Linked DNA regions of Mus musculus: region 2 is linked to region 1. Evidence: chromatin loops called from intact Hi-C (ENCODE). Cell type or tissue: heart. All regions are shown on one strand. Region 1 holds the start of Anapc4 (anaphase promoting complex subunit 4). Region 2 holds the start of Zcchc4 (zinc finger, CCHC domain containing 4).

The links. A loop is a pair of places that touch in the nucleus more often than their neighbours do. Peaks named below come from ENCODE experiments on the same cell type or tissue, not always from the same donor. Only the 100,000 strongest peaks of a DNase experiment are listed, where the experiment ranks them.
Region 2: a loop joins it to region 1, with 2.5 times the contacts of the local background. A loop is called at or near these places in 6 of 42 quality-filtered maps.

Annotation. Positions count from the first base shown.
Region 1 is chr5:52,831,657-52,835,656 of GRCm38, forward strand. It overlaps Anapc4 (anaphase promoting complex subunit 4), which reads left to right and starts at 2,479. Exons shown (of 28, transcript NM_024213.2): 1 at 2,479-2,736. The coding sequence starts at 2,608. In heart, no CTCF peak of the experiment used is centred here; a DNase peak (open chromatin) is centred at 2,345; H3K4me3 peaks cover 2,149 bases; H3K27ac peaks cover 2,230 bases.
Region 2 is chr5:52,781,248-52,785,247 of GRCm38, forward strand. It overlaps Zcchc4 (zinc finger, CCHC domain containing 4), which reads left to right and starts at 1,808. Exons shown (of 13, transcript NM_001308144.1): 1 at 1,808-1,967; 2 at 2,742-2,860; 3 at 3,851-3,933. The coding sequence starts at 1,844. In heart, a CTCF peak has its summit at 1,774; a DNase peak (open chromatin) is centred at 1,834; H3K4me3 peaks cover 1,456 bases; H3K27ac peaks cover 1,186 bases.

The DNA.
Region 1 (4,000 bases):
GAAGATCCTGAAGAGGATGACTATGCCATATCCAAAAAAAAAAAAAAAAGTTCAGAAAATGTTCCTATGGTTGGACATTTGGTTTGATTTTTTTTTTTAACTACATTGAGCAAGCCAATAGTTATCATATTTTACCAAATCTGGGACTTCCTTAAAGGTAGATAGATGTGTTGTGTTAATAATTATCATGTATTACTTACTATGCAGTGTGGTGTTTGTTTTATATGTAACAATAATCATATTACTAAGTGTTTGTTTCATATAAATGCAAATATTATGGCTCTAGAACTCTTACTAGAAACTATTCAAACTGGAATCACGTGAGTTAGTCTCTGGATTTCTTTCCAAAAACAGTAAGTGAAGTTGTGGGGGCATCGTGGTTTGAATATGCTTTGCCCAGGGTGTGAAATTTGGAGGTATGGCCTTGTTGGAGTAGGTATGTCACTGTGGGTATGGGCTTTAAGACCTCACCCTAGCTGCCTGGAAGTCAGTATTCTGCCAGCAGCCTTCAGATGAAGATGTAAAGCTCCCAGCTCCTCCAGCACCATGCCTACCTGAATGCTGCCATGTCCCCACCTTGATGATAATGGACTGGACTGAAATTCTGAGCCTGTAAGACAGCCCCAATTAAATGTTGTCCTTATAAGAGTTGCCTTGGTCATGGTGTCTGTTCACAGCAGTAAAAACTCTTACTAAGATTGAAGTTGGTACCAGAAGTGGGGTATTGCTGTGATAGGCCTTTTGTCTGGAAGAATGTGGATTTGGGGACTTTGGATTTGGAAAGCAGTTGAATGCTTTAAGTGGGGCTTAATGGGCTATCCTAGTAAGAATATGAAAGATTTAGTTGCTGAGATTGATTTGAACTGTTCAGAATTGGCTCAAGACGGTTCAGTGGAGGAAAGTTTCAATATGGCCCAGAAACTGTTTTTGTAGTGTTTTGGTGAAGATTGTGGCTGCTTTTTGCCTTTGTCTTAAGAGTCTACCTGAGTCTAAGATAAAGAGACTTATATTAATTGCATTGACAAAGTCTCAAAAAAGCCCAGCAGAGACCTTGTTCTCTGGTTAAGTCTCATGAAGAACATTTTAAATAAGCATAGCAAGTTTAGAAAGGAAAAATACAAAATGTGGTTCACATATTAAAGGGGCACCAGGAAGTGAAATGGAGCTGAATCTTACGTTCTAGGAAATAAAAGATTAAGGGATTGGGGGTAAGATCCCATCCAGCTAAGTTTAGATTCAGGCATGGTGGTATACACCTTTAATTCCAGCATTACAGGCGGCAGAGCCATGCAGATCTCTGAGTTCAGAGGTTCAGTCGGACATCATCAAGGTGGGAACATGGCAGCATCCAGGCAGGCATGGTGCAGGAGAAGCTGAGAGCTCTACTACTTCATATCAAGTCTGCTAGCAGCATACTGACTTCAAGGCAGCTAGGATGAGGTCTTAAAGCTCACACCCACAGTGACACACCTACTCCAACAAGGCCACACCTCCAAATGGTGCCACCCCCTGGGCAAAGCATATTCAAACCATGACAGAGGGAAACAGTTTTGATAAACAGTACTACTGATGATAAAATGTAGACTTACTTTGCTCTCCCTTCTTGCAGAGTGGTCTTTATACTTAAAACCCAGAGCAGTTGTGATCAACAGATTGACAATTGAGGTTGCCTGGGCAGTGTCTGTCCACATTTTCTCACAAAATTGAATGCTTAGATAGCCACAGAATAAATCCTGTTTCCTCTTAACTGTGGTGAGTTTGCTACAAGTCAAGAAATCATTTAAATAAGGCGAAAGAAAACACACTATTTGTCCCTGTTAGGGAGGGTGCAAGCACTTTAACAGTATATGTCTGTAGATAGGAATCATTCAGTGTTTTGTTTTCTTTTTAAATGGTGATTTCCGTCCAATGTTAACCCTCTTTTAATTTGCTAAAATGCTGCCTGATAGAGAGGTTTGTTGTTTTAAATTCTACAATGCATCCAGGGCTGAAAACGACTGTGTGCCAAAGGAGGTCCAGTGTGTGAGTCCGGAGTTTTGATTAGAGCCTAAACCTAGAACAAAAGGGATTGTGTACACAGCAGCGAATTTCTGAGCAAACGGAAAAGGCCTGGAAGGGTTCCCACACGTCCGCGTATACAGGGTTAAGGATTCCTTTGGTACTTGCTGTGCAGCGGGCAGCCCAGAGTAGGGGACCTCCGAGACACCAGAGCTCGCTCCGCCCTAGCCACGCCCAGCTACGGCCTAGCTCCGCTCCCTTCTAGCCCCGCCCTCACCCGCTGTAGCCTAGGCTAACTTTGCCCTAAGCACTCGCTCGCCCCGCCCACACGGCTCCGCCCTACATCAAGCCCCGCCCTGCGCTCTCCCCGCCCCACCGGCGCGCGGCTGCTGTGCCACTCACTTCCTCTCGCGAAGACGTCCCGGCGTCGGCGCCGGAAGCTTTCTCCGAGCGCGGAGGGCGGAGTGAGAGGGCGGGGAAGGCCGCTGGCTAGGAGTAGGCCGAGTCTGCGACTCTGGCAGGTACCGCTGCTGGCAGGGCTTTGTGCCAGAGCTTTGTGGCCGGGTGCTCCGGCGGCCTTCTCGCGCACGTCGTTGCAGGGCCGCACCCATGCTGCGCTTTCCGACCTGTTTCCCATCCTTTCGGGTGGTGGGAGAGAAGCAGCTGCCACAGGAGATTATTTTCTTGGCCTGGTCCCCCAAGCGAGACCTCATTGCTTTGGCCAACACTACAGGCGAGGTAAGTGAGCTGGTGAGAGAGGTCGCCTGGGCTGGGACCCTCGAGCCTCAGTTTCCCCTTTGGCAGACGTGGCGAATCGCACATCTCTCCTGCCCCTACATCTCAGCATGGCTGTTAACTTTAAGAGACTGTGTAAAATACTGTGCCTTCCAGACAGGATGTGTATTCCATTTCCTGTATGGCCCAGAAGAACAAATTCCCTCCAAGTTCTGCACACCCAGGACTCCAGGAATTGATTTGGCCAGGGATGCACCATCAGACCCCGCCCAAAGTTGGTTTCAGATTAGTAGAGAATGAAGATGAACTGTCAAGTCCAACTGGAAGTGTGTGTGTGTGTGCAGTTGCTACAGAGGATGCTTGGTTCCGAGGTTTTACATCTTTGTTACATCTAGCTATTTAGAAGATCTTTAAGTTGAAAGGCTGATGCCTCACAGAATTGCAGACAGAATGCGTGTGGACGTTGTCAGTTAGCATTTCTGACATTAGGAACGTGAACATGCGATATCAAGTACAACTAGATACCCATCTTTCTGTGGAGGATGACTATTACCTGACAGCCATCTTGAAAGGGTCCCATCATCCATGCCACTTAGCACCCTCACCTATGTAAAACTAGGTGGTAAGGAAGGCCTAGCACCCAGAAATGCTTAGTGTGCCAGATTGCATTATCGTGTTGTGTGGCACGGCTCTGTCTCTAAGATCCATGGCTGGTGACATAGCTAAGGCGTGGGCTAAGAGTGCAGTCATTATTGTTGTTATTTTACTATGTCACCTACATATTCATGTTGTTTGTGTTACTTCTTTTGTCTATTGTCTTGGATAGGCTTTTTAACCTTTTCAAAAAGGTAAGTTTAAAAGATACAAAAGGGGCTGGAGACATGGCTCAGCTATCAAGAGCACTTGCTGTTCTTATAAATGACCTAGGTTTGGTTCATAGCACCCACATGGTCACAACTGTCGGTAGCTTCAGTTCCAGGGAGAACTGATGGCCTCTTCTGGCCTCCTGGGGCACTGACTGCACAAATGTGGTACAAATACATACATGTAGGTGTACCTTAAAAAAAAAAAAAGAAAGAAAATATGTAGAGTACAGGACTAAGTTGGGCCTTCTGAGTTCACCCATTTCTTTGAAAATGTCTTACATTCGTTTGGACACTGTTGTTCTGTAGATTGCAAAAAAAAATACTCAAAAGTAGTAATTAAAATTTTTGTTCTGTGGGTCTAGGTTCATTTTATCTCTGCAGGTGAGTTTGCAGCTTTCTGC
Region 2 (4,000 bases), 50 kb before region 1:
TAGTCTTCCTGGTACTTGTAGGATTTTACTGATTTGTCCAGAGACTCTGTGGGAAGAGTTTCCGAATTCATTGGGTCTTAGGATCAAACTCTGAGTGACAGGACAGGCAGCCAGAGTCCACCCCTGTGCTCGGGTCTATTTTCAGTTTCCATCAGAATCCTTCCAAGGATTTCAGAGTATTTCTGCCCCCAGTATTTCCCAGTATGAAGTAAAGACTCTATTAGGCAATAAAAACACTCATAACTTACTGATGATTATCATAACCCTGTTAGCAAATAAATACATAGATGTCTATCAACCATAGTTAACACCTCATAACATTCCAGTTACCGATGGGATGTGTACGTAAATGTTCCCCCACCCCACCCGCAAAAAAAAAACCCTAAAACCTAGGATCTTGGTGATGTTGTAGCCTCCCCAGTTTTTTAAATTTTACTCTAATGCCTATGCAATAAAATCCCCTAGTGGCAGAGTTTCTAGAATTTGTGCCTGTTGTAAACTGGTGAATAACTGTGTACCTAAATCTAAGGTGTGGGATTTTTCTCACCAAAGTTTTTCCTCAGAAAAGAGAAGACTGTATCATTTTTGAAGGCTGCTTTATTATCATAATTATATACCTCCTCATGTACCTTATTCAGATCAGAGTGTGTGCATGTGCATGTGTGTATACACGCATGTACGCGTGTTACAATTTGCAATTTCATTGACAGATGTGTGTATGAATGAGCCTTGACTACTACTACCACTGTTTGGAATTAGATAGACTGATCTCTCCCACTTGGTTATTTTCTTTTAAAATTATTTTAGCCATTTCTTTGCCTTTCCCTATAAAATTCAGAATAATACTTTGTATATCTGGCTGAGATTTTGCTAGAAACTGCACTCAACCTGTCTGCACTTAACCTGGTAGGAGGTGGCATCTTTACTGTGTTCCGTTTCCCGTGTAATGAACAGACCACGCTTCCACATTTATTTAGATCTTTCTTGATTTTTTTTTCAACCACATTTTCTAGTTTTCTGCTCATGAGACCTGTGTACGTTAAACAAATACATGCTTCTTTTGCTTGGAAATTCTAAGTGGTATTCTAAATTTTATGTTTAGACAATCACTGCCAGGGTATGTTAGTCTCATATCCTGAAACTTACCAAACTCAAGTTAACCTAGAAGTTATTTAAAAAGTGTACATTCTTTGATATTTTTTATGTAGACAACTGCCACTGGCAAATGGCGACATTCTTTTCCTGAGGTACAAACGAGAACGAGAATTCAATAATTACGTGTAAGAGCAAGTGTTAGATGAGCTCCAGGCATGGTGAGGCATGTGTTTGTAACCCCAGCATTTGGGAGGTAGAGGCAAAAGATTAGGAGTTCCAGGCTACACTCTGCTACTGGGGAGTTAGAGGCTAGCCTGGACTACATGAAACCCTGTCAGAGAACAGAACAGAACAGAACAGAACCAAACCAAAAGACTAGACAGTTCTTTGGCATTGTTAAACGCAATAGAGCTGCTGTGCTGTGTGGTTCAGCCATTGTTTACCTCTTTGTTGCTCTTTTGGATCTATAATCTAATCAGATCTTTGTTCTAAAGATTCATCTCTTCTCCTGGTTATAGGTGCTCTCTTGGCATAGGCCTTCCAGCTTCACCCCAGAACCCCCACGGGTGTGTGTGTGGGTGGGTGGGTGGGTGGGTGGGTGGGTGTCCTGCTTAGTTTCTCACTCTGGGTCTGACGGCGGCATGGCTCCTCCAGGACGCGTGGGGCGCTGTGGGTTCCGCGTGCCGCGGCGGCGCTCTTTCTCCGCCTCCTTGGTTGGGACAGAGGCTTTCGGGACTTCGGCAGAAAGATGGCGGCGCCCATGGACTGTCTTGAGTCCCTGGAGGGTGATGGCGACGCGGGGCGTAGGGCGTCCGGGGTAGAGGTGGCGCTTCCCTCGAACCCCACGGCTCCTGCCCCGCTGTGCCCGCACGGTGGGTCGGCGTCTGCGCTCAGCCTTGCCGGCGGCGCCAATGGCGAGGCTTGGGCTAGGTGCTCTGCGGGTTTTTCGGATTTGTGTCTGGAAGAGAAGGCTTTTTCCCACCCCCTCTTCCTTACCTTGTGTGATGCGTGAATAACACCCGGTTTCAGAAAGTGTTTGTCACTCTATTTAGTAAACCCCCAGAGAGGTCCTGGCTGCTGGAGCTTTGTCTCCAGAGCTGTTAGCATCTCTGCTTTGGGGGACAGGTTAGGGAGAAAGCCGAACGTAGAATGCACGGGGCTGAAGGCTTCTTGCTGACAAGTTCTTAGCGGAATTTAATTTGTTGAATTGATGGGGTTTTATTGTTTTGAAGTTAGAATAAACAACAAAACCCTGGAAGCCTAATTAAGTTTACTTCTTGCGGCTTTCCAACTGTAAAGCTCAGGGTTTCACTGAAAATGGTAACGGCAAACCTTGCAGTTCTCCGGGCTTTCCCCCTTGTTTTATTCGCGTTTGTTCTTTTAAGCATACTTTCGTCATGGACCCCAGCTGTTGACTATTGTAATGTAAACAGAAAGCATTTTCTTTTTGAAGAGAGCAGTTTTAAAAATTATTTCTAATATTCAAATGCATCAGTGTTGCAATGGAAGAAAATAAGATTTATCAAAGAGGATAGTACATTGAATTATAAATTATGTATAATGCCTAAATAAGTTTTATTTAAGGCAGAGAAACTTGGTGTAGACTACTGCTTGATACTTATTTTTTCTTCCTATTCTGGAACTAGGGCCTACTCTTCTCTTTGTAAAAGTGAACCAAGGGAAGGAAGAAACACGAAAGTTTTATGCCTGCTCAGCCTGTAGAGATAGAAAAGACTGTAACTTTTTTCAGTGGGAAGATGAAAAGGTACAGTAACATTTTGGCTAGTTTTACGGAGAATGAACCAGTAAACATGAAGTTTAAGCATTATATAAAAGGATTTCTTTATTTTAGTGCATTTGGTATTTTTAAAGATTTTTTTTTTCCTTTTTTTTTTTTTTTTTTTTTTTTTTTTTTTTTTTTTGAGACATTGTTTCTCAGTGTAGCCCTGGCTGTCCTGGAACTGATTCTGTAGACCAGGCTGGCCTGCCTTTGCCCCCTGAGTCCTGGAATTATAAATGTGTGCCATCACTGCCCAGCTTAATGATTAATTATGTGTATATGTGTGTGCACCTATTTATTGGTATGCACACATGAGTGCAAGTACCCATGGATATCAGAAGAGATCCTCCGATCCCCTAGAACTGCAGTTACAGTCAGTTATGAACCTCCTGATGTGGGTGTTTTAAATAGAGTTAGGTCTTAAGGTAGTGTTTGATCTCAACTACTGGGCCATCTCTCTCACCCCAAGATAAATATCTTAGGAGGGATGAAAATTTCATGCTTTGGATTTTGTTTTTAAATTCTGGGCATTAAAGTTAATACTTAACTCTGAACTTTGATACAGATGTGTTATTGTCTTAAATGAAAATTAGTTCCCTATAAGATTTGATGTGTTAGTATTGGGTAGTCAACTTACAACTTCAGTTTTGCTATTTATTAGTTTCTTTTGGTTTGTTTTTGGTTAGTTTTTGGTATCTTCCTGTGTAGCTCTGACTGTCCTGGGTCACTATGTAGACCAGGTTGAACTCAAATTCACAGAGCTCCACCTGCCTCTGCCTCCTGAGTGTGCCATTACTCCTTGCAACTTCTAGTTGGTAATGAGAATATTGAAAAACAACAGTTATTTATTTCACAAGAGTTCTAGAGATTGGGAAGTTCTAGATAAAGAGGGAGTAATATTGATGGTGTGTTCTGCCCTTCTGATAAACAAACAAACAAACAAACAAATACACAAACGTTTGTTCTGTCTTTCAGTTGTCAGAAGCTAGACTTGCTGCCCGAGAAATTCATAATCAAAAATGCCAGCCTCCTCTATCCCGGGCACAATGCATAGAAAGGTATTGGTATGATGTCTTCTTTTCCTTATTGCTTTGTCAGTGATGTTGCTTTTTAAACTTACCTTCA